Linked DNA regions of Homo sapiens: region 1 is linked to region 2. The links are chromatin loops, found by intact Hi-C in ENCODE. Cell type or tissue: ascending aorta. All regions are shown on one strand. Links, peaks and the distances in the headings refer to the core of each region. The heading gives the core; the rest is flanking DNA. Region 1 overlaps ZNF366 (zinc finger protein 366). Region 2 overlaps MAP1B (microtubule associated protein 1B).

Region 1 (16,238 bases), core at 5,023-10,022, 290 kb before region 2:
ACGCCAATACTAGGCAGATAATAAATAAAAAAGCAGGCAAAGCTTTAATGCATGTTGCAGTCTCCTGAGTGAGAACATATCTGAACCAAATACTGGTTATACTCAGCAATTGTAACAGCAGCTTCACTCCAAATAACCAGGAACCATCCCACAATCCAAATGAGGTAAGCTTTTTCTAAAAATGACCCGTGACTGGAAATCCCTAATGTAGAATCTCTAGGTTCAAAGCTTCTTTTTGGCCTGGCATGGTGGCTTACCCCTGTAATCCCAGCACTTTGGGAGGCTGAGGCGGATGGATCACTTGAGGTCAGGAGTTTGGGACCGGCCTGGCCAACATGGCCAGAGATCCCCATCTCTACTAAAAATACAAAAATTAGCCAGGCGCCTGTAGTCCCAGCTACTTGGCAGGCTGAGGCACGAGAATCACTTGAACCTGGGAAGTGGAGGCTGCAGTGAGCCAAGGTGGCACCACTGCACTCCAGCCTTGACAACAGAGCGAGACTCCATCTCAAAAAAAAAAAAAAACCTTTCAGCCATGATGGTGGAGAAGTGGGCAAATTAAGCTAATAAATACAACTCTAATAGAACTTTTATACATGTGCATGCTGAGCCACAGATTGATACATCTTAATAAATTATCTCAATTGAGAATAAAAGAGTCATCTATCTTACATATTGCTTTTCTTGAGAAAGTTGGAATTAGACCAATTCTGTCATCCTTTTCCCCTCTTAGGTCACCATTTTCAAATGAATGTGGTGTGCAGGTGCTCTGTCTGGATGCTGAGCTTGGAACCCCACCCTGTAGGCCAAATTCATTCATGCTAGTAAGAGAGAGCAAAAGTGAGGAAAGTACTTACAATTCTCAAACATGAATCATTCAAGAATACAGAACCAGCCATTTATTATCCATACATGGACCCAGCATTCTTCTACGCTAAACTCCCCAAATCATCATTTGAGAGGTCTATCTACTCTTTCAAGACGAGCTCAACACTCATCTCCCATAGCCAACTAATGAAATTATTGCCTTCATTAATAAAAATTAGTCCAGAATCCCCAGCATTGGCCCTAAAAATATATCTCAGTGAGAAAGGAAAACTGGTGTAAGCCTCAGAGGATGCCTCACCCTGAGTGTCTCTGTGGCCTCTCTCACTACATAGTGCAGCCCCAGCTCCACTGGCCTCTGAGGTTGGGGAGGGAAGGAGAATTCTCCTCCCTTAACATTCTTGTCCAATCACAGACACAAAATCACTGTTTGCATTCCTCCTGCCACAGCCAAGGAAGGGCTGAAATTGTCCTGTTCTAGTAAGGCTTGGGGACAACAAAAGCACCCCCAGAGAAGTCTGCTTCTGGGTTGCGCTTTCTGCATATACAAAATCACCTGTGAGAAGAAAGTTCTGCTCCTCTTCCAAAAGCAGTTGGAGAACCAGTTGTCCTTCATGTATTTGCACTTTGATTGAAATAGAGAGAATGACGAGAAAGAAAGAAAGAGTATAAAACATGCTTACTTCCTGTACACCTGAGATACTACTCTCACTACTTCAAATTTCTACCCAGAGAAAAGACACACTCCTTCCTTAGATGATTTTTCATTTTTTTATCTTTGAAATCCATGCCAGTAATTAGAAAATAAAGCAACTTAAAAAGCATTGTCTGATACATTGTATACAATAATACAGTGTATTATAATAATACATTGTATATAAGAATACAGTGTACTCTTTTATTCTCTTCTGCCTGATACAGAAGAGTTGTGTTGGGAGACGCACAGTATGGTCTGGTGGTTGACCATGTGTTCTCTGGCATCTGATGGCCTGAGTTCATTAACCCAGCTTCAGCACCCACCACTTGTATGCCTCGGCCAAGTGACGTAAGTCCTCAGATTGTGCGTCTGTAAAATGGGGGTGGTAATAGCAACCATCTCATATGATTGGTGTGAGAATTAAATAAGATATTCCATGGTAGACTTAGAACAATGCCTTCCATATTGCAAATGCTGCATAAATATTAAACACATAATCACATTCTTATTATTAAAGGAGGAACACTTGTAGCCACTGCTTTTTAGATCAGCTCTTCTCCTTTTCAAAAGCTTTTATTCAAAAGAAGCTTTACAAGCTTTGATATTTTTACTTTGAATTTAAAGATCTCTGAAATCCAGGAACAAATCTCATGAATCTACCCCTACTTGCTCCACCTCTGAGGCTCCTTCCTGATTTCCTTATGGACATTTTCCTTGCAAGCAGATTAAAATGTCAATGTCCAAACAAAGTAGAAACGGTATCTGTGCTCCAGGGGCCTGGATGGGGCTTCACTCGGGCAGAGTAACCTGTGTTCTCATCCCCATCTTCAACAGCTTTGTGGGAAGGAATTCAACCGGATGCACAACCTGATGGGCCACATGCACCTGCACTCAGACAGCAAACCCTTCAAGTGCCTCTATTGCCCAAGCAAATTCACCCTGAAGGGGAACCTGACACGCCACATGAAAGTCAAGCATGGAGTCATGGAGCGGGGCCTTCATTCCCAAGGTAATCACTCTTCTGGGAAGCCCTGCAAGTCAGTCCAGTGGACAACAAATGGGAGCTGAATTCGTTTTATGGGGCATTACCTTGAGGGTTATTCTTGTCAAGACCACAGCAGAGTAGCAAGAGTAACCTTATAATGTTACTAGAAAAAATCTGATGCTAATTTCTGACATAGTAAGTACAAGTGAATTAGAGTAAATTGGACTATCATCATGATGCCAGTCGGTACCATTATTTGTTCCTTTGTTCCAGACACTACATCAGGTGGCTTGTCGCTAATATTCATGGCAACTCCAAGCTGGAAGAACTTCTATTATTTCTATTTTACAGCGGGGGAATGAAGGCTTCAAGAGATCAATTTGCCCAAAGTTGCTCTGCTGAAAAGTGGCAGAGTCAAGATTTGAACCTAGGCCTTTCTGACTGTGCAGCCTTTATTGTATCCTCTTCATGACTTTGCTGTGAATGGGCACGCAATTTTTCTTTCCTTTTTAGAAAACAGATGTGCAAGCCTTACTGTTAGCAGAAGTATGTTGGTAGCAGGCTAGGTCTTTCCTACTTGTTCACAATCAGACACACCCAAGGACAATTTTCCTGCTTGGTAGGTAGGGCTGATTGGCCCATATGCAGAGCAGGGGTTTACACCTCCCCCACTGAATCCTCACTGAACTAATGAAAAGTTCTCACTGCCTTTACCTTCTCAGTCCCAGAGCCCTTGGCAGTGAAGAGTTTATGTTCCAGATCTACTCAATTCAGCAGGGTTGCTCCTTAATCGTCTAATCAACCAGCCCTTCAATAAACAGGCAATAAATGCACTTGTGTCCAAAGCAGTGAACTACACGCAGCGGCAGATACTAGGGGAAGGAGACCATCTGCCCTCTAGGATGTCTGTGTTTGCAAAATCATATTAACAGCTTTTCGGTCACTAGTATGATCAAAGCACAGGGTGAGACACCTTAGGGACATTATTGCTTGGCCCTACAATGCCGTGAAAGAGACTGTGTTATTCTCATTTTATATAAGAGGAGACCAAGGCCTAGAGGTGTTAGATAAACTGCTCAAGGTCAAACAGCAAGTCTGAAGACAGAACTGGGATTCCAGCCCAATTTCTGAATCAAGCCAGTGCTCACTACCCTAGGCAGAAACATGGGGTGATTTGTTTATGTGCTGTTTCACTCACCTCCTTACAAAAGAGATGGTGGAGTGGACAAGCATATTCATAAACAGATAGACATATGCACACACAGTGTGAAACAAAATGATTGTAGCTTTCAGGTTTTTTACAGTACCCGCTGAGTTTCTAGTGACTCCTGGATAACAGGGAGCTGTGGTCACAAAAAAAGGGCTGGAGTTTGTGCAAAAGCCCTGAAAAAAATTGTAGTTAAAACAAAAACAATTTTATTTTTCCTGCAAAAGTTTTTCCCCTGAATTATTCACTGAATCTCTAGTTGCCTGAGCCACTTCCCCAAGCTAGACCTGGATTTTTCCGGAAGCGGTGAGGTTTGCTCTGTCATCAGGACGGGAGACATACAAGTCAGTGAGGAGACCACACTCCAACTGAAAGCATGACCTGGTCGCCATGATTTACCCCACACTGCTGCTCAAATCCTAAAAGACACCTAACAGCTCTGTTGTTCTGGAAAAATAACTATCAGAGGGTTGCTTTGAAAAATTTTAACAGACTTTCAACAATCTCAGTGTTTTCATCTACAAAGGGTATTAGCTTTTATTTTTCACTCTAGCTTTTGAAATGGCTCAAAAATCATTAAAAAGATCTTTCCTGTCCCCTGACAGGATTAAAGATACAGACAGCTTCATTGCCTGACAGCATCAAAAAGTGAACAAAATTGGACATCATCGCCCCTACCCTTCTTTTTTCACCCCCTCCCAGAAGCCTGGTCTGGCTGCACCCCAGGACCCCTCCCTTCCTGTTGCTCCTCCTCAGTGTCCCGCCCATCCCTGGAGGCCTGACTATTGGCTCATCAAAGGTCAAAGCCTTAAAGACAGGATCAAATGAAACTGCCATGCTGAAAAGCCCATCCCTACAGCCCTGCAAACTGAAGGCAAAAGTGAGGCCTCCTTGAATCACTGTGCCCAACAGCAGGGACACTGGAGGTCAGACACAGGGGCTGTGTGAGCTCCTCAGAGGACCTCTTCATGCCATCTCTACCCTGTCTATGAGTAGGCTGTTGGCAAAGGGGCCACAGTCAGGGGTGGTGTCTGCTGCCCCAAATAGGTTCTCTTTGTTTTGTTCAAGATGAAAATGGCTTTATTATTGATTTACTTTTGTTTATGATAAAACATATGCTCATGGTAAAAAATAAAACAATAATACATTAAAAGTGAAAAGAGAGTGTTCATTAATTTAAGATTTTGACATCCCTCCTTCCAAATATTTTTTAATAGAAATGGCTAGCTAGATAAAATCAGGTCTGCACTATAAATAAATACACACACACATACTTACATATATTTTTGTTTTTACTTAAAATACATAGCAAATATCTTTTTGTGATCATTAGTAGGTCTCTACATCCCCTATGCATAATTTGCTATATGGATATATCATTATTTATTTAACCAAACTCCTATTATTAAATACAAAGTTTTTTCATTGTTTGACTGTGATAAAAAAAAAATATGGTGATATGCATCCACACAGTGTTTTGTGCACCTGCCTGCCTATTTTTTCAGTTTAAATTCTCAGTAGCATAATTGCTAAGTCAAAGCTTATTTTTAAAGCTTTTGGTGCATGTTGCCAAATTCACCTTAAAGGGATTAAACCGATTTGGACACTGTCTGTTACAAGCCTCCCAAGACCACATCCTTACTGGGAATGATCTATTTTTAAAATACGCATCGGAATACATTAAACGGCCCCGGGCTGCTCCCCTTCCTCAAGGTCCCATTTCCACAGCATTTCCTCAGGTGCATGAATTCTTACTCTGCTCTTGCAGGTCTGGGAAGGGGGAGAATCGCCCTGGCACAGACAGCCGGTGTCCTGAGGAGTCTGGAGCAGGAGGAGCCCTTTGACCTCTCTCAGAAGCGCCGGGCCAAGGTGCCGGTGTTCCAGTCAGACGGGGAGAGTGCCCAGGGCAGCCACTGCCACGAGGAGGAAGAGGAGGATAACTGCTACGAGGTGGAGCCCTACAGCCCTGGCCTGGCCCCCCAGAGCCAGCAGCTCTGCACACCCGAGGATCTGTCCACCAAGTCGGAGCACGCCCCCGAGGTGCTGGAGGAAGCCTGCAAGGAGGAGAAGGAGGATGCATCCAAGGGAGAATGGGAGAAGAGGAGCAAGGGTGACCTTGGGGCAGAGGGCGGCCAGGAGAGAGACTGTGCCGGCAGAGATGAGTGTCTCAGTCTCAGGGCTTTTCAGAGTACCCGGCGGGGCCCCTCTTTTTCTGATTACTTATACTTCAAGCACAGAGATGAGAGTTTGAAAGAATTACTGGAGAGGAAAATGGAAAAACAAGCAGTGCTTTTAGGTATCTAAGTGGACAGTTTTAAAATTACATTTGGAAAATGAGAAGGAGGCAGTTCAAATATAGCTTTCTGCATGAACTGTCATTTTCTGGAGACTGGCGAATAGTACCAATCTCTACAAATGGCTTAGACTAAATGAGCAGGGATGTAGGTAATGGAAAGCCTTCTCAGGTCATTCACGGGGCCCTTGATACCCTTCACACATGTGCAGGGTCTTCATCAGTGGCGTTTTATGCATTGCCAGTATAATAAACTGTGAGTATTCTTCCAGATATCTAATTGTAAGCTGATGCTGAGGTGCTTTTAGAAATTCTACTTTCCTTTGATTCATATGCAATACATGGTAAATTTCTAATTGCAAAAATATGGTGCTTGAGGTGTCACCTTATTAATAACTATTTAGGTGAATTTGTGAAGGTTATAATATTTTCCATATAGATGAAAATATTAGTCGTCATATATATAAAAATAGCCTTTATTCTATAACCAAAAATGTCAGAAATGGCACAGGAGGATGAGCTATTGAAGAGAATGCTCTCCAGTAGTTGCTGCAGATATAAGGTAAAATTTCAGGAGAAGAATAATTTTGACTAAGGGAAACTGGTGACCTAGAATACTTAGATTCTCTTGTTCTGTGTCGGCTGTCTTCATCAGATTGAGCATTTGGAGCATTATTTTTCAGATGATATGATGATGTTTGGGGCCCTGGCTCCTCAGACAAACCCTCACTTCTCGAGCACGGCTCCCTCCTGGAGACCATTGCTGTCTTGCTCTGAGGCCTCATGCCCCATAAGACAGATGCAGGGGCCGGGCGCAGAGGCTCACGCCTGTAATCCCAGCACTTTGGGAGGCCGAGGCAGGCAGATCACTTGAGGTCAGGAGTTTGAGACCAACCTGGCCAACGTGGCAAAACCCCTTCTCTACTAAAAATACAAAAATTAGCCAGGCATGATGGCAGGAGCCTGTAGTTCCAGCTACTCGGGAGGCTGAAGCAGGAGAATCGTTTGAACCCAGGCAGTGGAGATTGCAGTGAGCTGAGCTGAGATCACGCTACTGCACTACAGCCTGGGTGACAGAGTGAGACTCTGCCTCAAAAAAAAAAAAAAAAAAAAAAGGACAGATGCAGGAAGACTTGTCACCAGTGACCAGGGGGCTTTCTCCTCAGAGCTAGAGCTGGGGGGGTGACCTCAGAGAATTCTCCCAGAAATCTAAGCTCTGACTTATTTGGGGTACTAGAATAGTTGACAGCAAATCATTAGTAAAGAAGACTCTGGACTGTGTTTTCAGTGCTGGCTGTACATTAGAAGCATCTGGGGTGACCTTTAAAAAAAAACCACCAAACCAAGGCCTTACCCATTAAGATTCTGATTTAATTGATCTGGAGTGGAGCCCTAGGACTGAAATTTTCCAAATTGCTCCTGGCAATTCTTATGTGCAGCCAAGATTGAGAAGATTGAGGGGACTAAAATAGAACTCACCATTTCTGTGGCTTCCAGGACACTTCCCAGAGACTTCATAAGTATTTCTGTTCCTAGCCTCAGACTCTTTAAGGTTGAGAATAGGAGACCTCACAATCATACTGCTGACTTAGGCTTTCTTACCTGTCTGTAAGAGCCTTATGAGCGGACACACACAGTCTATATATAGATACACACTTTTTACATTATACTAGAAGATGATGCCTGTGATGTTTATGGTCACTTACTATGTTTAAAAAATGCATGACTGGCCTATGGTGACTCATTATTTCTTCCCAGATGCTTGAACCATGATGCCAGTGAGTGGAAATGACTCTATTGGGTGGGATGGGCCCAGCAGGTCAGACTTACTTAGGCACTGGCACTGAGAAAAGCAATACTGACTGGGTGTCGTGTACGTGTGACTGCCCATAGCAATAACCCTCTGGTACTGTGTCTGTTTATGTAAAAACTTCTTGTTTGGTAGTTTTGACTCGTATTTGTAGAGCTAGGTACTGGTTATTATTGTGCTTCATCCTATCCCAGATTTCCCAGTACATTCCTTTAGAAGACATGTCCATCTCCAACTGCTGGGGGCTGGCCTTTTCTGTAGGCCAAGGTGCTGCCCCATTAGCCCCACCTGGTTGTCATCACTCACCCATGTGTTGTGTCCATCTCTGACCCATTTCCCCTGCCACCTTGCCTAAAGCTTCTCCTGTCAGCCTCCCCACCACCATGAAGTGCTAAGAGTACTATGTCCTGAGGTAAGGGCACCTGCAACGGAGATTGTGAAGAGAAGACTGTGGGTTTCTGTGGTTACAAGCACAACTCTGGGTCAAAAACCCATTCCAAGTCCTCAGAGGGGCAAGTCCCTTCCATTCAGTATTAATATAGCTCATCAGTGCCTCTGATGAAATTGCCCAGGATGCTGGCAGTGTGGCCTGGGAGGCTTCCAGCTCTTGGGGTCTGGTTACACATTTATTCACACTGCGGCCATGTGTTGAGGACCTACTATGTGCTGTGTTTGACCACACGTCCTGTAGAATGCCGTTTGGTTCTGAGTATGCCTGGCTGGAATGGAAACCAGGAAATTCTAGAGTAACAGGCTCTAGTCCTTTCCAACCAAAACAAACCTCATGGGAATGTTTGAGGGACCAGTTAATGTTGAGACAGAGAGAGTATGGTCTAGAATGGTGGTTTTCAGATTGTGTTTTGAGAAGCCAGAGGTCATCTTTAGGCCTCTGAAGAGTGGTAAGGGGAGGAGAAGCTCTCAACTCCCACACCCACCTCACTCCAAGCAGCTCAAGTTCCATCTGATTTATACATTAGCATTCTAAGTAAAATTTTATTTGGAGGCAGTAAAAAGGTCTAGGAGAAATAAAAACAATTTGTTATGGAGTGTATTCCAGGGCCTGTTTTTAGTTGTTGACTCTGGGCATAAGACACTTAATTAGATCTAACCTGATGGTTAATACAGCATTAACCTGAGCACCAATGCTAAAACATTGGTTTTGTATGCTGTTGAGTGACCAACATCCTGGTTTGCCTGGGATGATCGTGGTTTAGACCTGTTGTCCCAGGATAATTATTCAAGTGTCACCTTAATTCTCAAAAGTATTCCAGTTTGGGTGAGAAATTACATGGACACTTTATGCAAGAGCACAGAGTTAAGGGAAGGGTTGGCCAGCCTTGCCTAATGAGCTGATGAACCAGAAGGCAAGCCTTGAAGGAGAGTCCATGTGGGCCATCTCAGAGAACTAAGGGATGAAGCCTTCCAAGATTACCAGCATTCCAAAACCAGAATATCATATTGTGAGACTCTGAAAATAGGTCACTACCAAATGCTTTCCAGCCTTTTGACCACTGTCACTTTGAACAAATCAATGGACCAGCAAAGTGGCATATTTTTCTTTTATTCTTTTTATTCTTTCCTATGATTACTCCTCATGTTACCTTTCAATTCCTCTTTCTGTCTCTCTTTTTAAAAATTTGACTCCCCACCGGCCATGAGACTAAGGCTGACCTTTCATAAACCCACAAGAGTAACTGGTATATTTGTATATGAGTAGTTGCATGAGAAAGCTCAATGTGCATACTGTATTTATTAAGCCCTGAACGCATTTAATAAAATATTAACATGGTGTTTTGAATTATGATCTTTGTCTGCTTTGCTGGAACAAAATATAACAGAGCTAACGTTTGAAATCCTTCGCATATTTGGACAACATTACACCAAATGTTGATTTTGTACAGAACTCTGGCTTGCTATTTAAAAACTAAAACTCTAAGTATATAGCAGCCCAAGTTGTGAATATTGCTTTCTGCTTCACTGAAAAAGCAGTTTACCTGAAAAGAGCATGTAACCTATATTTTGTTAATTTAAGCAAATAAAGACATGTTGAAAAAGCTGAGTTAATTATTTGCAGATAACTGAAATTTTGCAAGGAAGCTGACATTGTCAACATCTCACTCCTTCCATTATACCCTCGGCCAGGGTGGTTCCCAGTGCTTGACTCCTCAGCCCCAGGGATACAAGTGTGTTGGATTCTCCCTCTCTCAGGCTTCAGAAAGAGAAGAATGAATTTCAATCTATCTGCAGGAAGGTGACATCTTCCTCATCCTGTTGCCCTTTCCTATTCAGAAAAAAAATTATTCTGGAAGGATGTCACAGGCAAGTGGGAGGTGAAGGCAGGATTGTCTCATTCTGCCTCACATTCTTTGTAAAATAAAGTTCAACAAAGAGGCAGTAGACGCTATAAGCAAAAGCCCAAATTCTGCTCCCAGGTGGCCTGTGTTCAAAGCCCAGCTCTCCCACTTCCAATCTTTGGGACCTCAGACCAGTTCATGAACCACTTTGCACCTCATTTCCTTATCTGTGAGATGGGACTAGGAACTCTACCTTTTTCACTGGGTTGTTGAAATGACTTAAAACATGCAAGACACTTGGAATGTGCTGGGCTCACAGTGATGCTGAGTTAAGAATTAGGCACTGCAAGGTCGGGCACAGTGGCTCACGCCTGTAATCCCAGCACTCTGGGAGGCTTAGGTAGGCAGATCACAAGGTCAAGAGATCGAGACCATCCTGGCCAACATGGTGAAACCTTGTCTCTACTAAAAATACAAAAATTAGCTGGGCGTGGTGGTGCGTGCCTGCAGTCCCAACTACTCGGGAGGCTGAGGCAGGAGAATTGCTTGAACCTGGGAGGCAGAGGTTGCAGTGAGCTGAGATCGCGCCACTGCACTCCAGCCTAGCTACAGAGCGAGATTCCGTAAAAAAAAAAAAAAAAAAAAAAAAAAAGAATTAGGTACTGCGATTGTCAACAATGTGGCCAGAAGACTGAGCACTCAGCTTCCTGTCCTCAGCAGAAACCTCACAAAGTTGTGTCAGCATGGGGGACTGTCCATTCTTGGGGAGCTTCCCTTTAAAACAGCAAAACTGCAGCACATATTGAACACTGTGATATACCAAGCACACTGTGCCAGGTGGTTTACATAGTCGCATATGTATGTATATGCCCCAAATTACCTAGTTAGCAAGTTTCTCCTTTGTCTGTAGCAGGCAAAGCATATAGCCTATAGCCTGTTGGGTTCTCTGGAAGCAGATGCTGAGACAAATTTGGATGGAAGCTACTTATTAAGGATGAACACCAGTAAAAAGAGGGAAGAGGAAAGAAAGATTGAGCAGAGGAAGAAAGCAACCTGCAGTGCAGCCCTGACAAAGCCTCAGCCAGCATGGTGGGCAGCTCTGGGGCAAATGTTGCCCATCAGAGTTGTGCCAATTTGAACCGAAATGTCCATTCCTCTACACCCCTGCCTGGCTCAGTCACCAGATGTGGGCTTCCCCAGGAAAGGTGTGACTCTCTGCAACTGAGGCAGACCCCGAAGGAGCTGGCAGGTGGAGGCTGTCTGCCAACTGCACTCTCATAGCTCAGGTGCAAGTGCTTCCTTGAAGAGAGACTAGGTGACTCATCTCTGCCTCACCCCAGTCCACTTATTCATGCATATTCATGAAGCATCTCCTGCAGGTTCCAGTGGGCTTCTCTTCTCGATTGAAAACTTAGAAGAGAAGGTGACCACAAATTTCAGCCCCCACAGCTGCAATGAATCTAGGGACCAAAACTGATACTCATTTTCTCTTTCTCCATTACCCAGTCTAGACTCCCCTCACCATCAGATACCACCTCTGGCAGTCTTGGTGGTTTTCCTAGTGATTTCATCCAGGTTCTCATCTGCAAGAGGTCTGAGCCCTTGTCACCATGCTACTATGGACTGAATATTTGTGTCCCTCCAAAATTCATATCTTGAAACCATAATCCCCAATGTGATGGTGTTTGGAGGTAGGGTCTTTGGGAGGCACTTAGGTTTGGATTTAAGTTATGTATGGGGCCCTCATGATGTGATTAGTGCCCTTAGACGAAGAGGAGGAGACTAGGCCTTCTCTCTCTCTCCCATGTGAGGATGTAGCAAGGCAGCTCTCTGCAAACCAGGAACAGAGCCCTCACCAGACATTGAATCTGCCTGCATCTTGATGTGCACTTCCCAGCCTCCAGAATTGTGAGAAATAGATGTTTGTTGTTTTAGCCACCCAGTCTATGGTGTTTCGTTACAGCAGCTCATATGCTATTTGACATATGCCTTTTGCGGAATAAGGTTGCTGTGCCTGTTCATTTAACATCACAAGTGGGCCAGGAAGTATCAAAATGAGCCTAAGTAGGTCGTTGGGTTCAATACTATACTTCCTGACCCACTGTAACAACAGCCCTACTTCCTCCTGATGATCAGGTCAATTACCTCTGCCAAGATGGTGATTGTCTTCTCCTTGTCTTCTGTACCCTGGAGGCAAGGAATAAAAGTGTCCAGGTGGCAGCTGTGGCTTATAATTTAATGATACTCTTGCTATGTTCCAAGGTGAAAGTGTACCATCTTTGAGAATGGGAGTTTCTAACCCTGCAGAGCCCAGAGTTACATGATAAGAAGTACAACACCACCACCCCCTGCAACCCGCCAATCACCCCAGAGTGTTATTGGGAGTGATGGCAAGCGGGGCCACTCCCACTTCCTCTCCTGGTCCCTGGACCTATGCAGTCTTTCTATTAGGACATAGCAGCACATAAAAGTCTTTGATTCAATTATATACCAGAGGGTGGCACCCCATCCTTCCAGAGTATTGCCTCCAAGAAGCACTGTAGGGAGCTAGCCACTTCTGGGTGGTGCATATTTGATATGATCAGTAGATCCTGTGGCCAGGGCTCATTTCTAACCTCAGTTACTATAAGCTGAAGGCCATGGCTTGATGCGATGTTATATAGGATTCTATGCCAACATAGCAAGCATTCCATAACCCCATCCCTTGCATAGTAGTGCTGGCTAAGTTCCCATGAGCAGAAAAGCAAACATATACCCAGAGTATGTGTCTATGCCTGTAATGAGGAACCACTGGCCCCTCAGGATGAAAGGAGCTCATTAGAGTCAACATCTTACCAAGTGACTGATTGGTTTTCTTGAGCAGTGGTGTCATACTGGAAACCCATCACCAGTCCTCATGGTTGGCATGTTGGATATCCAGCAGTGGTAGTAGCTAGATCAGCCTTTGTAAATGCAGTTCTTGCTGTTGGACCCGTGTGTAATGTCTGCCAATGTGGCTACTTTGTTCACATGTTCTTTGCTCCAGCACTGGGGTGGCTGAAGTCAACTGGTGAGGTCATTTTTGTCTGCCAGGTTATTTAATGTCTACTCCATGGTAGATGCTATCTAATGATGTGTATTAACATGTGATATAAAGATTTTCATACTCTGTGTTCACTCTCATATGTCTATCCACATGCTCTACCCTAGACAGAGAATAATAGTGAATGCCTACTTTAAGTAAAATGGTGAAGAATTGCCTATCTGAGGAAGTGAAATTTAATTTGAGAACTGAAGTATAGAAGAAACAGGCCAGGGAAAGAGAGAAGAGCATTCCAGATAGAGCAGACAGCAGATGCAAAGGTCCTGGGAGATATATATATATATATATATAAAGTATGGCCAGTTTAACAATTCATTATATTAAGCATTCTGGCAAATAATTTTGTTTCTTCTTCTAGGAAACTGGTATCAACCTTGTGTCAAATGAGGGGATAGATAAGGTAAAATCTATTCATCATCTTCCACCTGCACAGACTGTTGTTGTGTCATTTATCATTGCTGAAGGACAGCTTCCCTTCCAACCTGTGGCAAGTCTAGCGAAGAAAACAGTTTCACTTGGAATGGCAGGTTATCCAAGTCAGGACAATATTTAAAATCCTCAGCAGTGGTTTTGCAAGAGTGTATACATACAAGATTGAGTCAATTGCCTCTCTTCACCCCTTAAGACGGTGTGGTAGAGCACAGCAGGAGAGGGTGTGTGCGGCAAGGTGAGGCTAACATGGAAAGCCATTGAGCAAGGAGGTGAAATAATGAGATTCAGTTTTTGAAAGCTCATTCTGACTATAGTGGATAGGGTTGGAAGAAAGCCAGGATGATGCTAGAAGACCATCAAAAGGCAGTTTCCATAATCTCTGAGAGATAATACTGGCCTGGATTAAGGAGGTAGCAAATAATTTAGAAATGAATGGTTCAAAATCTGACGTGGAGGTCCAATGGACTTGTTATACTGAAGGTAAATTGTAATAAGATGCATATTTTTCTAAGTTCAAAATAAAATGCCACTTGATATAAAGTCCATCTCCTCACATAATGACTGAAGGGATCAATTAGATTTTTATGCTGTCATGAAAACCGTGCTCTTCACTTAGTTGGCAGGAGGGAAGATTTACTAAGTAATGTATGTAAAACTAAGTCCATCTGGTTTCTCTCAGTTTTGCCTATGTTACAACTGGTGAAGAAGTAAATAGTCAAGACTGAGGAAGGCAATGAGGCTTCTCAGACACAGATTCTGGGAAGAAATGACAGAATAACAATGCCAAATGAACACTGAGTTAGAAGATCAGAAAACTAATGGAAAGGCTAGAATTTCAAGACCATCATGTGAGGCTGCAGAGTCCTTTTCATCTCCATAGACCTTGAGGACATCTTTGATACAGCCAATGAAGTAATACACCCATGAACATGAACTTGCACAATCAAAGAGTTAACAGTCTTTATTGTTTTTATTCACTGAATGGAGTCCAGATACATTTCCATTTTTAAAATACAGTTCTCAAAGGATGACAGTCCAGTTACCTGGAAAATTTTATCCCATGATCATCTTATTTAGCAACGGTGTAGAATAAATGAGATATCGTCACATTTTAAGTCCCAAAGTTAATTGGCCCATGGCATCACTGATAGCACGTTAAGAAGAAACAAAAACACCAAAACATGTGGAAGGAATTTGTTCCTGCCCTTAAGGAACACACTGTTCTTAGCTGGCCTGCTGAGGCTGGCAGGAACATGGCTAATGATTTCTGAAATCTCCTTTCTCCAAATCTCCAAAGCCTTAAAGCTAAAAATCTCTGTCCTGTGAAAACCCAGGTGTGAACACAGCCTGGTTCCCTGAAGCACTGTGGCATTTCTTTTTCTTTTCTTTTTTTCTTTTCTTTTTATTTTATTTTTTTCAACATCAGAGCTGAGCCAAGAGTAACTTCCATTCCCGTTAAAAACTCACTCTGCAAGTGGAGGAAGACATGCTCATTTGATAGCTGGGGAGTGACCCTTATGGGGTCCCTGGGGACCCAGTATCAGTGGCGCTCACTGTTTCCTCTTCCCTGGATGCAACAATATATTAAGGGAGAAAACAAAAAAGAGGAGGTTGGCTCTTTTCATGATTTTCCTTTTTAATTTTTGTTGAAAATGGAACAGTGTTCTCTTGATCCTTCAAACAAATGGAGGGGAAGTGGAAGCCCAAAAGTTTCTCTTACGTTCCCCAGAGAGGGTGGCTGTGTTTGTAGTGTGATGTGGGAAAGTCCTTGTGTATCTACTGCATTGTCATGGTGTACCAATGTGATTTGCAGTAGGAAGTGTGGGATGAATAGAATTTTTATGTAAGAGAGAAAGTGATGGAGCCGCATTCTTTGAATCAAAGATCTCCATTTGCCCTTCATCTCTAAGGCATGCTTCCCCTGATGCCACCCCTTATCTTTATTAGCTGATGAGAAAAAACATAAGAGCTCTCTCTGAGCCTGACCCAAACAATGAGTCCAAGCAGAAGTCCTTGCTACTCAGAATGCACTTGGGCAACGAAAGTGAGAGAGTGAGGGTACTTGGCAGGACACACCAGAGATCACACAGGCAATGTGAAGGGGAGGCGGAGGGCTATTAAAACTTCTGGCATCATACCTGAAGAATCATTTTAAACGGACGTTTGAAATACACCATGTGACTCTTTTCACAGAATGGATCTTAATAAACAAACGGTCTTTGTAAGGAAAATGGATAGATATATTAAGAGACATCAAAAAGATTACAAGGATAGTGCTTTCAGCTTAGAAATTCATCATATTAAGCATGCTGGCAAATGGTTTTGTTTCTTCTTCTAGAATGTAGCAATAATGAAATTGGTCTCTCTTTGTGTCAAAGCTTTTGGAAATAAAGCTTTGGATGAAGCAAGATCTATTCATCATTCTGGACTTGCAGAAACAATTGCTGTGTCATTTATCATTGCTGAAGGACAGCTTCCCTTCCAAACTGTGGCAAGTCTAGCGAAGAAAACAGCTTCACTTGGAGTGGCAAGTTATTCAAGTCAGAATAATATTTCAAATCTTCAGCAGTGGTTTTACAAGACTGTATACAAATGGCATAGAGTCAATTGCCT
Region 2 (16,238 bases), core at 4,027-9,026:
TTTCCTGCTTTCGCCTATCGTCTTCTTGCTCACTTAGTCAGACAGGTTTCTATTTTTTGCTGCTACCTTTAATGTTTATCCCAAGAGAGGGCTTAAGAAATTCAGTACATAAGGAAGTGAGGTTGAGGAGCAGAGGTGGTTGGTACACAGGTGTAGGGTACCAGGCTGGGCTTTCCTGTTGCCTTCATGCAGTGGCAGCCAGGAGTAGCAAGTGTGGTGGTGGGTGCCATAAAGGAAAACCAGTGTTTCTGAAGGAGAGGAGGTGAGAAGCAGGAAGAGAGGGCAGGGATGCAAGCTTGGGGGGCCATATGCATGTTCAAAATGAAAATCAAGCTGGGCGCAGTGGCTCACACCTGTAATCCCATCACTTTGGGAGGCCAAGGCGGGTGGATCACCTGAGGTCAGGAGTTCAAGACCAACCTGACCAATGTGGTAAAACCCTGTCTCTACTAAAAATACAAAAATTAGCCAGGCATGGTGGCAGGCCCCTGTAATCCCAGCTACTTGGGAGGCTAAGGCAGGAGAATCGCTTGAACCTGAAAGGCAGAGATTGCACTAAGATGAGATTGCGCCACTGTACTCCAGCCTGGGCAACAGAGTGAGACTCCGTCTCAAAAAAAAAAAAAAAAAAGAAAAGAAAATCAATCAATCAATTACCTCTTGTACGCTTTCAGATTTTCTACAGAAAGGCTACTCAAGACTAGAGAGGAAACTGTTAACAAATGAAGAGATTTTAGAAAATATTTCAAAAACAGCCCCTACCAGTCAGAACATCACCACTCTCCTGACTCCACTGATGCTGGGAACATGGTGTAGACAGGCTCCAAATATGGTTGTATGTGCAAAACTGCATATTGTCACAATGAAGGACCTTACCTTTGTGTAGACTTAAACATCCTGCTATATTTTTCATTTAATCTGTCACATATTCTTATTGTTAGTATAACTATCAGAAACTTCCAGGGACGGGAATACATAAAACTATAACCTCCATTTTTGTGCCAACACAGTCTCGATGAATCACATTCTCAATTACTGTTTTTATTAAGTTGGTCCATAGCTCAGGAACCACCAATGGCTCCTCAGTTCCCTCAGGATTAAATCCCAGCTCCTTGACCTATAATTTAAGCCATTTCACCAGTTAGCTCTTTGCTATACAGTACTCTGGGGGGAGCAAAATGTACCAAACATAGGATCACTACTCTTGAGGAGTTTAACAATTTTGTTGATGAGGCGAGATTTTGTAGATAAAAAGTTTAGAAAATAATATATGCTGTTACAATCAAGTGCTAAACCAGTGAATGGACACAGTGTGTAAGGACACGGTAACAATGCACCTCCAACTCACCAGAACGTCTGGGCTTCCCTTCGCAGGATATGCCCTCCTCAGAAAAATACATAAGCCATTGTTCAATCTGGAGTCTAGAATAATCTAGCTTCTGGGGCACCCTAATGACATTCAATAATTTGCAGTGCACCAGCATTTATCAGGGTAAAAGTTCCCCAGATAAAGGATTCCTGGTTTAGAAGACACTCTGAAGAAGTGCAGAGATTAACAGGAATTACCAGGATGCTGGTTCACAGCACAAGGAAAAATGCACACAGAGGAACCAGTGAGATGCTCAGTGCCTACTGGAATCTCCAGAACTAGCAGATCTGGGGAAAGAGGCCCCAGCAAACAAGACACAGCTTCTAAATTTCCCAAGCCTGGTCACAACTAGTGGCACAATTGCTAGGCCTGGCAGCCTGGTTCTATTAAGCACCTCTCCATCTGGTAGGGGACCTGTGTTTGTTTATTCAGGAAAACTCTGGTTGGCAAAGGTCATGAGCTCAGCTGGGCAGGAAGCCGGGGACCGCTGAATGATAAACCTCAGTGCTCCAACACTTTGTTCTGGCTCTCACCTGCCCATGGCCATCTGTAGTGGCCAAATTAGCTAAAAGTTGTCAAACATCCCTTTGTGTCATATAGATACTACTCCTGTGTCTGTTCACAAATAGATGAGGCTGTTAACAGTAAACTGGAATGGGACCAAAAACATTCAATAGGTCCCAAAATATGCCAGCCCGATATCCATTTGGAGGAAAGTCACTCAGTCTGTGTGGCATTATACATGGGCACAGAGTGGGACCATCCTAATTCCTTGGCCCTAAATCCTATTCCCTCTGGGAACACTTCAGATACTATTTCTAGAAATCTGAGGGTGTCTACAGCAACTTCACTGTGATAGACACACGAGAATGAGCTAGGAATAAGAGACGAGTCATAAAGAAAATGAACACCCCATGGAATTTTAGCAAAATAAAAAAATAATATTACTTTACCATTCAGTATTATTTTGTTTTGGTTTTACTTTTGTACAATATGTGAAAGATTAAATGCAGGGTATTTTAATGAAGAACTGCCTCCTAACTATGGTTACAATCTGCAGATTTTAGTCCGAAATTATATGGTGAAGGTCATCTTCCCGACCTAGGGAAAAGAGATTTTTTTTTTAAATGAACATCCTAAAAGTAACAGTAGCAGGCTTTGGGGGGAATGTCTTTGTGCAACACTGCTCATAAGGTCCCACAGCTGAGACCTGGAGACGTTTTTGTCATTTCTATTCTCATTTGTTATTCAAAGTTGACCAATGTTCTCTAAACAAAGGGAAAGGAATCTTTCCAAAAAGGACTTGATTGAAGACTAACAGAAGGGGAACCCAGAGAATCAAGAAGGGAAAGTAGACTAAATCTGACATGTTCAAGGGTTTGTATTCTTAAGAACCCGTCTTCTTCACCACCACCACCACCACCACACGCCACATATCACCCAGCTCTGTGATGTCCCACCAGGATTCAATTCCAACTTGTCATTACAAATCACCCCCACACTGACTCCAGGCCTCACTTCTGCTTGTCTTCAATTAACTTTGAGTAAGACTATATGGAAGATGGGTATCCACAGAAATGGCAAGAGACCACTGCTTCTAACACATAGTTTCAGATTTTATGTAATTAAAAGACTTTCTGCCTTTATATGAGTGGTTCTTGTCAAATCCATTGTGGTCCCTGCATGTGTGAGGTAGAGTTTCCAGCAGGAAAATGGCATGGGTGTGACATGTCCACCCTCCCTCCCCGCTCTCTCATGTGAGATCTCTGCCCATGGTGGGCAACACCATCTGCTGCTGTGTAACCCAGCACAGCTAACCCGCTGCCTCCTGTTTTTAATGGGAAGGAAACAAAAGACAAATCTGTGCAAAAAGAAGCAGCAAACACAGATCTGAAGCAAACACGAGGTGGCTCGGCAAATACTTGACTATAGTCGGGTCGGAATTTATAGAACCTGACGCCAGACATTTCCATGGTGCAATTTCCTGACTAAATTTTGTTTTCTTATTTTCACTCCTGTGACTCTAGACAGGCTTTCTTCTCAGACTTCAGTCAGCCTTGGTTTCCCTGTGGTTCCTCTGGTGGAATTGCGTTGCTGCTTCCTGTTCCAGCAGGCCCAGCAGACCCAGCAGGCCCAGCGAGCATGAGAGCAGCCTGGGGCCCACGCTGCAGCCACTGTATGTCCACAGGCTGAGCTGCACAATGTTCTCCTCACTCACAACAGTACTTCTGAACAAAAATTATTGTTTTCAAGAAACTTGGTTGATTTATAAGAAATGCTATAAAAATACCATGGGGCCAGGCACGGTGGCTCATGCCTGTAATCCCAGCATTCTGGGTGAATCACTCGAGGTCAGGAGTTCAAGACTATCCTGGCCAACATAGTAAAACCCCATCTCTACTAAAAATACAGAAACTGGCTGCGCGTGTTGGCGGGTGCCTATAATCCCAGCTACTCAGGAGGCTGAGGCAGGAGAATTGCTTGAACCCAGGAGGTGGAGGTTGCAGTGGGCCGAGATTGCGCCACTGCACTCCAGCCTGAGTGACAGAGTGAGACTCTGTCTAATAAAATAAAATAAAATAAAACAACCATGGGATTTTCCAAATGCTTTCTTTATTCTTCAGTTTTTCCTTCACAGACCTGGTGTCAGTCCACATAATGCTCAGGGTAGGAAGGGGAGTGAACGGGGTCCGACCCCAGGTTTTGCAGAACAAGGAATCCCATTTATTTCAAAGAGCTAGAGGCCAATTGCTTCACTGTGTCCCTCTCTCCACTCCTGGAGGAAAAAAACATCTACTTTTTACGTAAAAAAAAACATATCCATAGATAGGATAATTTAGGAACACACCCTGCTAGAATGCTGTTCTGGTGTGCACCTTTAGAAAGAACCACAATCTAAATACAATGTGGGATACCGCATTGGATCATGGCATGGTAAAAGGACATTCAGTGGAAAACCTGGAGAGATCAGGAAAAAATCTGCCATGTAGTTTAACTAACAGGATGTTAATTTCTTAGTTTTGATAAAAAGTAGCACGGTTATGTAAGTTGCTAACAGTAGGGGAAGCAGGGTGAAGGGGAAACAAGAACTCTCTGTACTATCTCTGCAACTGGTCTGTAAATCTAAAGTTATCTAAAAATAAAAATGTGTTTAGAAAAAGGAATCACTGTGAAATGTCAAAAGTGATTAAAAACACAACCCAGTGATGACACAATGATTATTTACTATCTAAAGAACAGGGAGGGAACTGTAAAAAACACAGAGAGAGAGGCTGGCCCCTGGGTGAGCCCAGCTCAGCACTGCCAGTTTGGGACCACACCTATTTCAGTCTCACAGAGACAGTTTTTCTTTAAAACCCTCTAAAAAATTATGAAAACAAATCCACACCCATTGTGGACAATATGGATGCCACAAATGAAGAAGCAGCAAGCAGAGGTGTCTAATCACTTTACCCAGAGACAATCATCCTTGTTCATCTTTGACCATGTTTCCTTCCAGTACTTTTTCCACATAGCCATTTTTTTACATAGTTGAGGGCACAGTGGAAACACAATATTTTGGTCCTGTTTTCTTCACTTTATGTTCTATGATCAATGACTTCCCCACTGCAATGCTTTGGACATGACTTGTTTGTTCTTGCCAAATCTCATGTTGAAATTTGATCCCCAATGTGAGGGTGTCTGAGGTGAGGCCTAGTGGGAGGGGTCTGGGTCATGGGGGCAGATCCCTCATGAATGGCTTGGTGCTGTTCTCATGAAGTGAGTTTGTCCTGGTTCTGGCAAGATGGGATTAGTTCCCAGGAGAGTGGGTTGTTATAAAGCAAGATTCTTCCTTCTGTTTGGTCCCTCTTCAAATATGCCCACTTTCACTTTGACCTTTGCCTCCATGTCTTGATGAAACACAAAAGCCCCCACCAGAAGCCAAGCAGATGCCAACGCCAGGCTTCTTGTACAGCCTGCAGATCCATGAGCCAAACCCCCTCTTTTTTTACATAAACAATCCAGCCTCAGGTATTCCTTTATAGCAACACAAAATGGACCAAGACACCCCCATTTATCCAAAGCTTTGTAAACATGGCACTCAACAGCTGCCCGCTAACTCTGCTGTGCATCACCTCCACAGCTGACCTACCCAGACACCAACTGCTGCACTATTAGGATGCAAGAAAATTATGGCTGCTTCATAAAAAAGAGTGAGATCATGTCCTTTGCAGGGACATGGATGGAGCTGGAGGCCATTATCCTTAGCAAACTAATGCAGGAACAGAACACCAAATACTGTATGTTCTCACTTACAAGTGGGAGCTAAATGATGAAAATACATGGACACATCGAGGGGAACAACACGCACTGGGGCCTATCGGAGGGTGGAGGGTGGGAGGAGGCAGAGGATCAGGAAAAATAACTAATGGGTACTAGGCTTAACACCTGGGTGATGAAATAATCTGTACAACAAACCCCCATGACACACATTTACCTATGTAACAAACCTGCATTTGTACCCTGAACTTAAAATAAAAGTTAAAAAAGAAAGTTATGGGTGCTTAAGGAAAAAATCTGTCCTATATGCAGCCCTCTCTGGGCTTAAGTTATCCCTCACTGGCAAATTAGGCAGAACAGGTAGTTCCAGAATGTTTGGGGTCATTTCGGCTTGCAGCCAGTCGGTGATGCTTAAAATATTAATACATGCCAGTTACCACCAGAGAAAAATTTAAAACATGAGAGACAAGAATGCAAATTAGGTTTTCTGAGTAATAACGGTATAAAATATTAAATGGATTCTGAGTCAGTAATTCATATCTAATAAAGTAAAAATAGCAGATATCAAGACCTAGGAAACTATGGTGCTGTTTTAAATGGGCCATTCTGTTTATATTGCACACCAAGTCAACATATTTATTTTTGTAAAAGCTAAATGGGACTTAATATCAGCCCAATTTCAAAAAATGGGTAAAAACCTAGGTATGTAAAAGATGCGGAAATGGCCTAGGCCTAGCTCTTATTCTGGAAAATGAGATCCCACATGATATACCCACTCAGACACATACACACAGCCAAATCCTAAAATAAACTTAATCCTGCTAAGGATTTTCCTCCCAGTGGCGCACTCAAGTGGCTACATCAATATTCAGGAAGAAAAACCAAATATGCATAGAGAAGCCAGCTTTGAGGAATACACTTAAATTCTTATTTCTATTTCATTTGTCCCACTTCCTCCCTCCTGGATATAGGGTGTATCTGGAAGTAGAAAATGAAGAGAAGTTCTTCCCTTTTGCCCTCACCTCCTGCCCTCATCCCCGTCCCATTTTCTCTTCCAACCCATCAGCCCACTATCTCTATGGTTCTGAATAAAAGCACAGAGGGGTGACAGAAGAGGATAGCAGTATCCCCACTGAGCAAACAGACTCTGTCCAGAGGGTGTCCTGGAGACGCTCAACAAACTGTTTAAAAATCAAGTTCTTCTCCAGCCTTAGAAGGCTGGGCCAGAGTCTTACTAATGAGCTAGTGATCTTTTCAATAAAGCCAACAAATCACCAAACGTGTCTTATAAAATTCAGTCCTCATCTGATAGATGATGAGACCATACAGTGAAACAAATGTCTATTGTGGAAAAAGAAAAACGAGATTTTGCTTACCGCCCCTCCTAAGTTTAAACAGGCTTAATTAGTACATTTTCCCGAAAGGGAATAAATCATTTAGTTAGAAACAGGAAATTTCTTTCCAAGTTAGTTTGAGGGAACAATGAGGCTTAAGACCTCAGAGGTGGTCTACTACATTAAATGGCAAAAACGGCAATTACTTTTGCACCAAACTAGTAGTTTTCTAAAATCTAGAAAGAGCAGAAAACTGTGCAGGGATTTACATGAGAGTACTATATTCAATTTTTTTAAAAATAAGATAATCTTTAATGGGCAGCCACTATGTGCCAGCATTGTGCTAGGTGCTGGTGGATACAGCAATGAATAAGACATGGTCTCTACTCTCATGGAGGGTGAGGTAGTAAGCAGATAATCACAAGCTGCAGGGTACATAACAGGGGACCTAAATTAATCCAGGTGAAGGGGAAGGCTGGGTCCTGAAGAGGGAGTAGTAATTCTTAGCTAAGTGAAATGAGTAGGGAAGAACCTCAGTAAGTTCAAGGAGAAAGATCAGCCATGTGAATGCTCCAAGTTGGAGAGTTAGGCTGCCATCTCCTAACTCCTCTCCCTGAGCACACCACAGTGTGGCTGCTCCCTTTGTACACAGTCCAAACACATGGTCTGGGCTATTTCGAAGAGCATTAAAGAGCAAGGAGTCTTCTCCTGCATTACTGCAAACACACCTCCTTCCCGTTCCTGTTTCCTTTTCCCACCTCAACATCTCCTCGGTGCGTGGCAAGTGGATCCACGTCCTAGGGCAGTGGCTCTCCAAGTCTGATGAACAGAAGAATCATCTTGTGAGCTTGTTCAAAATGCAGATTCCCAGGTCCTACCCTGGAAGACCCTCTGAAAACTGTACATTCATAAGTGCAACCCCTGCCCTACCAAGTGGTTCTGATGAATGTTTTAGCTAGCCTGGTCTTTCTGCAATTAATTTGAAAAGAAGGATATTCAAAACTGGCAGGGTAACATCAAGGACAGGTGGCTGATTTCCTAGATGCTCTCAGCAAAGATCTCCCTGGGTATGGGCCCTTCTGTGGGTCTCAGCTGGTCTCCATGAACAGAGGGGCTGAGGGACTGTTCCCCTAATTCTCAGAAGACAGGAAGGAGAGGGGATGTTAAGGAGCCCTGTGCAGCCTCAGGGTGAAATTTTCATGGAAGACAGTTTCAGAAGTGGCTTGACTAAGCTGTTCTTTGGTTCCATAAGTGCAGTGCAAAAGATGGGTTTTTAAAAGTATTTTATAAAATAATTTCCATTTTTAAAATCTTAATATCTCTCATAACTATCATGAAATTTATACTTAATCAATGTAGATAATTGGCTATAAACTGAGTAATGCCTTATAATCGATTGTTCTGACATTTAGAGAAACTTACCATTCACCTAGTTTGGGTGATTTTCTTTCCTGTGTAAGTAAAAGAAACTTTAGAAACCACTGTCCTGAACTCCGCTTTGCATAGACTCCTTTTAATTTTCATGTTAACTTGGATCCGGTAAGAAGGCTTTGTTTTCCTGTCTGTAAATCTGTCAGTGCAGACAGCAAACTGGATCCTCCTCTGGTTCATTTTATAGTCAGCAAGTTTCCCAGGCAACAAACCACCAAGCCCACTCCATCAAATAGTAACCAATTTTTTCCCCTGACATGTCTCTCAAGACCTCCCTCCCAGCTGGCCATCAGCACACCACTCACCTTCTGTCTGTACTGGAGGAGAGGATGGGTAGTCCCTGGGAGGGCACAGGAATACTGGCCAATTGATCACCCAGCAGATGCACAGCTGGGGCGTGTCCTCGCAGGCCTTGCCCTGGGCTTCCAGGGACCAAGCATCTATGCCAGGGGCTTGCCTTTCTTTCTCTGCATTTTGTGATTATCTGCTTAATGTCTCACTACCCCATAAGGGTAGAGACCCCTTTCTTTTTTTTTTTAATCACTAAAAAGGATTCATCCAGTGACGCATATTACCTGGAATACAAATAGTTACAGAGCAAGTGATGAGGCACAGGTAACCTTCAAGATATTGCCCCAGCAACAAAGATGGGCCTTTCTGATTCAGCTTTACCGAGAAAGGTGACATCTTGGTTCTAGGCTTTGCCATTTTCTTTTGTTTTTTAAGAAGATTTTGGGCCAGAAACAGTGGCTCACGCCTGTAATCCCAGCACTTTGGGAGGCCGAGGTGAGTGGATCACTTGAGGTCAGGAGTTCGAGACCAGCCTAGCCAACACGGTGAAACCTTGTCTCTACTAAAAATACAAAAATTAGCCAGTCGTGGTGGCGCAGGCCTGTAGTCCCTTAGTCCCAGCTACTTGGGAGGCTGAGGCAGGAGAATTGCTTGAACCTGGGAGTCAGAGGTTGCAGTGAGCCAAGATCATGCCACTGCACTCCAGCCTGGGCCACAGAACAAGATCTGTCTCAAAAAAAAAAAAAAAAAAGAAGATTTGGATAAAATGTATTTTTCCATCAGACGTGAATGACAGTATCCTTGCATCCCATAGCCAAGGAGGTGCTGCTTTTGAAAAAGTTTTCAGTTGCCCCAGAAAGAGGCTGATGCTATGTGTCAAAAGCACATACTTCCTGTACATGGAATGCATTTGCCTCAAGCCTATAAGGTTCTTAGGAGTCCTGCCTTGGAAAACAGAAGTTCCTGAGTTAAAGAACTTCCCAGTGGTATTTGAGGGTCTTCAGAATTGAGCAGTAAGCTCTGAGGACCAGATTGCTGGGATCTGAACCCCATCTCCATTACTCACTGGCTGTGTGACCTTGGGCATGCTGTTTAACCATGCTGTGCCTCAGGTTCCTCGTGGTGGCATGAGGATAATAATAGGGCCTCCCTCTTGGAAGGCTATGAGGATTACATTGGCGCATACACAGAAAGTGCTTAGAGCAGCACCTGGCACATGGGAAGCATTTAGTAAACGTTATCTACGATTATTGTTCACTCCCCTCATGAAGATCAACGCAGGCTGGCTTCACAGAGAAAAGGGGAGCAAACCCGGACTCAAATGGCACTGGCTACGTCTGAGAAAGGCAAGGCCTCCTCCATAGGACATGATTCACCCACAGAAATCACTAGAAAGGTGGCCTGCCTGACATTATTTTTAGCTTTAATGAAAAAAGCAATCTAGTCCAAATTAGATGAGCTGGGTCACTGTAAGATCCAGCCCTGGGGCATTGTTCAGATTTTTTGGTTCTGGTGTCATGCTGGGCTGGAATAAATTGATTTAAAAGAGTTAATAAAAAATTCAGTCTCCCTCCTTCCAACTGGCATTGCAAAGGTCCCTAAAACATCTCAACTAATAGGCTACTTTCTTGTAAAAGAGACTCTCTTTAAAAAAAGAGTGTAAATTAAAATTACCTAGCTTTCCAAAATCACTCCCAATGCGTCTCTTCTTTGACCTATCTCTTTATCCAACTTGAGCCATCCTGGGGGGATTCCTCTCAAATTGCCCACATTTCTGGGTCTTACTTCACTCCTCAATGAAATTTAATGGATTTGGCTGGTGGTTCGTTACTGAACCCACGTGGAACAATATGTCATGCTTCATGCATGATAAATAAATGACATTTCTAAAACAATAGGGATGAATATAAACTGAGATCTAGAGCAAGAACCTCCAAGTGACCGCTGGGCATATCATAATTAACTAGTGATTTAGGACAACTCAATTTCCCATCATCATTGTATGGGGCCTTAAGGAAATCCACCAACACTTCACTGCTTCTTGAAGGAGATGCTTGGAGTCTGAATGGAATATTGTCAGGTGAAATTAGGCCACTTCTGAGTTGTGCAACATTCCCCTTCAAAATCTTGCTGATTATGCAAACACTGAATAATTACACTGATTCATGTATTATTCTCCATCAGAATGACAAAGCATTAGCACTGGCACCCCATTTCACTTTGCTAATGAAAAACAGCAAGCTTTTAAGACCACCATCCATCAAGAGAGAAAAAGAACTCATTCAGTGTAATGACAGGTGCATGACAATGGAAACACGGTTCCCTCTTTTTTTTTTTTAAGCATATGGGTTGCTGCCAAAGATTAAAATCATTCTGTGCTTAATATCATTCTCTTTCTTTGTGTTCCTCTGAGGTTTCGTATTTTCTTTTGGCAGAGAAATAAAAAGGTTGAAGCCAGAGATCCCAAATTCCCAATAGTATCTTTCTATCATTTCATACTGTGTTGGTGAGCATTTTCCACTAGGGTTTCTATCACTGTCTTTAAAGACTAGTGCCCTCCCTTTCAACAGTCCAGGGAACAAATCTGCACAAAGGTAGTTCTTAAAAACTATTAACAAACTGAACTGAGAAGGGAATTTGTCCCAGACAGTGCTCCCCACAGCTGGACAGAGCGTGATTTTCACCAAAACAGAGTATAATTCACAGGCAGCACCAGAGATAGGCAGGGATGGGGCCCTCTAGAATCTCACACAAGCAACAACAGTCTCCTACAACTCAGATGGCCAGGGGAAGAGAAGGATCTGTGTTTCAGTTATAAGAAGGAGTGCATTCTAGTACCTCTCCCACGCAGCCTCTTCTCATGCCTTTCTAGTCATGGCCTAGACTACCTCTCAGAAGCATTACTTAGCTAATTTTCTCCCCAACACTCTAAAAAACTGTTTAAAAGACCCAAGCGTAACACTTCATGTGTCAGAAGTTCTTTATCCAGCAGCATCAGCTGTGAGAAATTCAGCGTGGGCCTGGCATGGTGGCTCATGCCTGTAATCCTAGTACTTTTGGGAAGCTGAGGTGGGGGGATCGCTTGAGGCTAGGAGTTCAAGACCGGCCTGGGAAACATAGCAAGACCTCGTCTCTACAAAAAAATTAAAAAATTAGCTGGGCGTGATGGTGGACACCTGTGGTCCTAGCTACTTTGTAGGCTAAGGAGGGAGGATCTCTTGAGCCCAGGAGTTCAAGGCTGCAGTGAGCCATGATCGCATCCCTGCACCATCCTGTCTCTGAAAAGAAAACTTAAAATTTAGCTTTGAATTCAGTAAAAAAACATTAAAAGGTAGAGCGAGGGAAAGCCTCTGAGCAGGCAAAATAGATACCACTAAGTCAAAGCACTTACAGCTCAAAGACTTTATACGACGGAAGACTCCTTAGGGAAGATTCGGGATCAAGTCTCTCTCTCTCTTTTTCTTCTTTAGAGAGGAGGTCTAACAAGCTTAGTGACTAGATTTTCCAATCCACAGCAGATTCAGAACAACAACATAGAAGGAAGGTGTACTAGATTGAACAGTATTCCCCACAAATGTCCACGTGGAAACCTCAGAATGTGACCTCATTTGGAAAAAGGGTCTTTATAGAAGTCATTAGTTAAAATGAGGTCACACTGGATTAGGGTGGGAATCTTATTCAATGACTGAATAAGAAGAGAAAACACAGAGACAAACAGGGAGAACACGCCACGTGACACTGGAGGTAGATAATGGAATGATACATCTACAAGCCAAGTACGCCAAGTATTGAGCCTAGGAGTTCAAGACCTACCTAGGCAACAAAACAAGACCTTGTCTTTACAAAAAAAATAAATAAATTAGCTGGGCATGATGGTGCACACCTGTGGTTCTAGCTACTTGGGAGGCTAAGGAGGGAGGATGGCAGAAATCACTAGAAATGAGGAGAAAGGTATGGAACAGATTCTCCCTCAGTACCCCCAGAAGGAACCAGCCTTCGGCCTCTTGGAATGTGAGACAATACATTTCTGTTACTTACGCCACCCAGTTGATGATACTTTGTTATGGCAGCCCTGGGGAACTAACATAGAAGAGTACTTAGAAACAAGCACACTGAAGGTAGTTTAGAAAAAAACTACTGGCAGTGTGATATCGAGGGAGGATACCAAGACAGATATGTTTTTTAAAAGACATATGAATTAAAAAACCAGAGCTGGCATCATTCTGTCTGGTGGCAAACCGATACGTCCTCTCCAAGAAGACACTGCAAATATAAAGACATAATTCAATTGTGGATGACGTTCATAATGATGACCTTGAATTGGTTTTTAAAAGGCTGGATTCTGTTGAGGGTACTTAAACAAGGCCTCACTGTACTGCCTCACCCCATAGCCCTAAAAAGGAAATGTATTTGTTTGCCACTTGGATTGCACTAAATATTATCTTTTCTATTTGGCATCTCAACACGGCAGTGTATTCTTTTGTTACTAAATTATTGGGACTAACATTTCACATTTTCTTCTCTGGGAATCCTGATAAAATTATACAGCTTCTCTATGATACGTGCAAAGATGTTTCTACACTTAGTTGGTATTTGTCTTTCTATAGCAACTGCACACACTCACGCACACACTCACACACACACAAGAGAACACAACAGAAGAATCTATGATTAGAACTCCAGCATATGGACACCTATGCAATCAGACTTTTCACTATGGATTTCACACAACAACTAGAAAATCTTATTTTTGGAGAATGAACTATGAAGCTGGGCCAAGAATGATTATATCTTGACTTCAAATCACTTAAAAACTCTATGCCTCAATGCCACCCCTCATCTATTAAGAAATAGAATAAAAAACACAGTCGAAAATGTTTACGCACTACGGCCTATATAAAAATGACCCATAACAGTTCTGCTCCACTCTATTATTTAGCCCCATACCATGTGCTAGAGTCAATTTACTTTTTTTTTTTTTAATTGAAACTTATGCTGGAGAATTTTTCTTGTTCTACTTGGGGAGCACTTTTTTTCCTGAAAAAAAATCCCTTTTTTCTTTTATTTCATGTCTCCTTACTTAGGCCCAAATCTCCTTAAATCATCTTTTAAAATGAGAAGTATATAACTTTATGTAAATATATTTTAAATTGTCTTTTTAAGGTTTAACTTTACATTTGTTTCCACATAATTATTCCTCAGCGAGCTCCGGTCTCCTGGCTTAGAAACGCCTAGGTACAGTTTCCCCATCTCTTTCCTGGTGATCAAGGAGGTTTCAGGTCTTCACTGTGTTAAACCACATAGCGGAATTTTGCAGACTACCTGCCCCTCCTCCTTGCCTGATGAAATGAGGTGGATGTAGAAACACAGTCCCCCTCCACAGGCAGAGCAGATCCCATAGCACAATCCAGTCTGCACAATAAGCGACCGCCCAGGACTCCATCTCACAGGAAGATCTTAAATCACTCCCTTCCACTCTGGCTTTGAATGTGCTCCAATTCGCCTTCCACTCCCAGCCACCTTGGGGGAAGTAGGAAGAGTGAGGGTCACAGGGTGGGCACCAAGCCCAGATGGGGAGGGACACCAAACTGTCACTGGGTGGGGTTCCACAGGTCTCTTTTGCTTTTGCCTTGTCAGCATATTAGGATTTGGGGCTGGGGACTGCATTCCAGAAATAATAAAAACCACCCATTTGGAGAAACACGTGGCAGGGCTTTATAGCCTCTGGGCCTCTCTGCAGTGCTGTGCTGGGAGAAACAGGCAGACAGTGAGAGTTCCTTGCTCCAAGATGCAGGGAAGGTCAGCCAGAACCAGTGGAATGGGATTTGCTGTCGTCCCCAGTGTAATCCAGAATTAGGGTGGAAACGTTTGAAGGAGTATTTTCTCTATCTTTTTTAACCAAGCCTGTAAGTAATATGATATCACTGCCTTAGGCTTTTTTTTCTTTTTTTAAACCATGATCCTCTTGCAAACCAAACATACAATCGTCTCAGAACCTCTCCATATAAGGAATTTCCAGACAGACTGATTCTATGCAATATTTCTTGGGCTTAATGGAGAAAGTCATTCTAGGGCATTGTCCAGCTTTCTGAGTCATGCCATCAGGGTACTGAGAGGCTGGCTCACCCAGGACAAGGCCTGGCCTTTCTGAGCCTCAGGAAAGCCATGAGTGAGAAAGGTCACTCCGAGGCTACTGATCCCTAAGCAATGCATTTATGATTTCAAGAGACCCATTCAGTCCAGAGACAGGGCTGGTCTGACTATACAATACCCAGCATGAAGGCTCTGAATTCAGGACTTTCCATGTCTTTTCTAACGTGCATCAAAGGCCATTAAAAACCTGCTGAAGAAATTAAAGACTTGTAGCTACTATTAAGCTCCAACCACTTAAATCCTGCACTGGTGACCACTGGTCAGCCCCACCAGCCATGCTCAGATGTGTGTCACGGCACCAGTGTCTCTGCAGAGCAAAGGCAAAAGGGAGGGGAAGAGAGGAGAAATGGGAGGAAAGAAAGAAAGAAGCTGGAGGGCAGGAGAGGAGTAAAGCGTGGACATGTACCCCAGGAGGTAAAAGAGTTTGAGGTGGGAGTGAAACTCTGGGTGCAGGGAACGGTACCCTATACTGGCCTGGTCAATGCTCCAGAAGACACAGACACCAAAAAAAGCAGATGGAGTCGTGTGAACGTGGGAGGCTGGTGGGTATCCATGGGCAATGAGTGGTCTGGAAGCTGTAGAAGAGGAGAATGGTGCACCCCCAACCCCAAAAGGTTTCTGTCTAGAATGGTTTTATTGGGCGGTGATCCTTTGATTCATAACGACTCATACCCTGAGATGGGGATTCAGACAAAAAAAGAAAAATCCAAGATGGACGCTAGAAATAATACCAGGTCCACTTTGATCTTGGCCCTTTTATTTTTTCATGTTGCCTAAAGTTGGTGATTTCATTCATCTGCATAGGTGTAATAGGATTGCTTCGATAATCACAGTTTTACCTCTTTCAGATGCATTCTTCTTGCTGGAAAACACTGGATATGTGTAAATCTCCTCTTTTAACATGTTCCTCCCACGTTATTTTTGTCCCAGTTTCTGTCACAATTAACTTAATAAAGAAAGGATCTATTTTCCTTTCCCATGTTGCTGAAAATAAATTTATGAGTGATACTTAATAGTTGTCAGGACATGCAGCTGTTTTTCTCTCCCTTATGCGCACCTCTTCAAAAACCTCTATACCAGTGTTCTTCAAATGAAGGCTGCAATACTTTACTGTAGCATGAAATGGTCAAAGCCAGTGTTTCTTAATAGTATAGAATAAAACAGACTAGAAAATGTCATAATGCATTGCAGATAATAAGGATAGGCATTGTTTTGTTAAACTTTTGTTTCAATTTTAGATGTATGCATGGATCAGCCTGTATTTTCTATACCATGGTTAAGGTAAAAGAAGTTTGTAGGACAGGTCCTGTGGCTCTTGCCTATAATCCCAGCACTTTGGGAGGCTGAGGAGGGCAGATTGCTTGAGCCCAGGAGTTCAAGACCAGCCTGGGCAACATGGG

The links. A loop is a pair of places that touch in the nucleus more often than their neighbours do. Peaks named below come from ENCODE experiments on the same cell type or tissue, not always from the same donor. Only the 100,000 strongest peaks of a DNase experiment are listed, where the experiment ranks them.
Region 1: a loop joins it to region 2, with 2.1 times the contacts of the local background. A loop is called at or near these places in 1 of 110 quality-filtered maps.

What each region holds. Positions count from the first base shown.
Region 1 is chr5:72,433,536-72,449,773 of GRCh38, reverse strand. ZNF366 (zinc finger protein 366) reads left to right here. Exons shown (of 5, transcript NM_152625.3): 4 at 2,357-2,531; 5 at 5,483-9,871. The coding sequence ends at 6,018. Among named protein-coding and RNA genes, the nearest start is that of ZNF366, 66 kb to the left of the region's middle. RefSeq lists a silencer at 11,400-11,489. In ascending aorta, for the core only: no CTCF peak of the experiment used is centred there; DNase peaks (open chromatin) are centred at 7,823 and 8,462; H3K27ac peaks cover 3,486 bases.
Region 2 is chr5:72,140,160-72,156,397 of GRCh38, reverse strand. The region is part of intron 2 of MAP1B (microtubule associated protein 1B); the gene reads right to left. Among named protein-coding and RNA genes, the nearest start is that of MIR4803, 21 kb to the left of the region's middle. In ascending aorta, for the core only: a CTCF peak has its summit at 6,482; a DNase peak (open chromatin) is centred at 5,074; H3K4me3 peaks cover 832 bases; H3K27ac peaks cover 5,000 bases.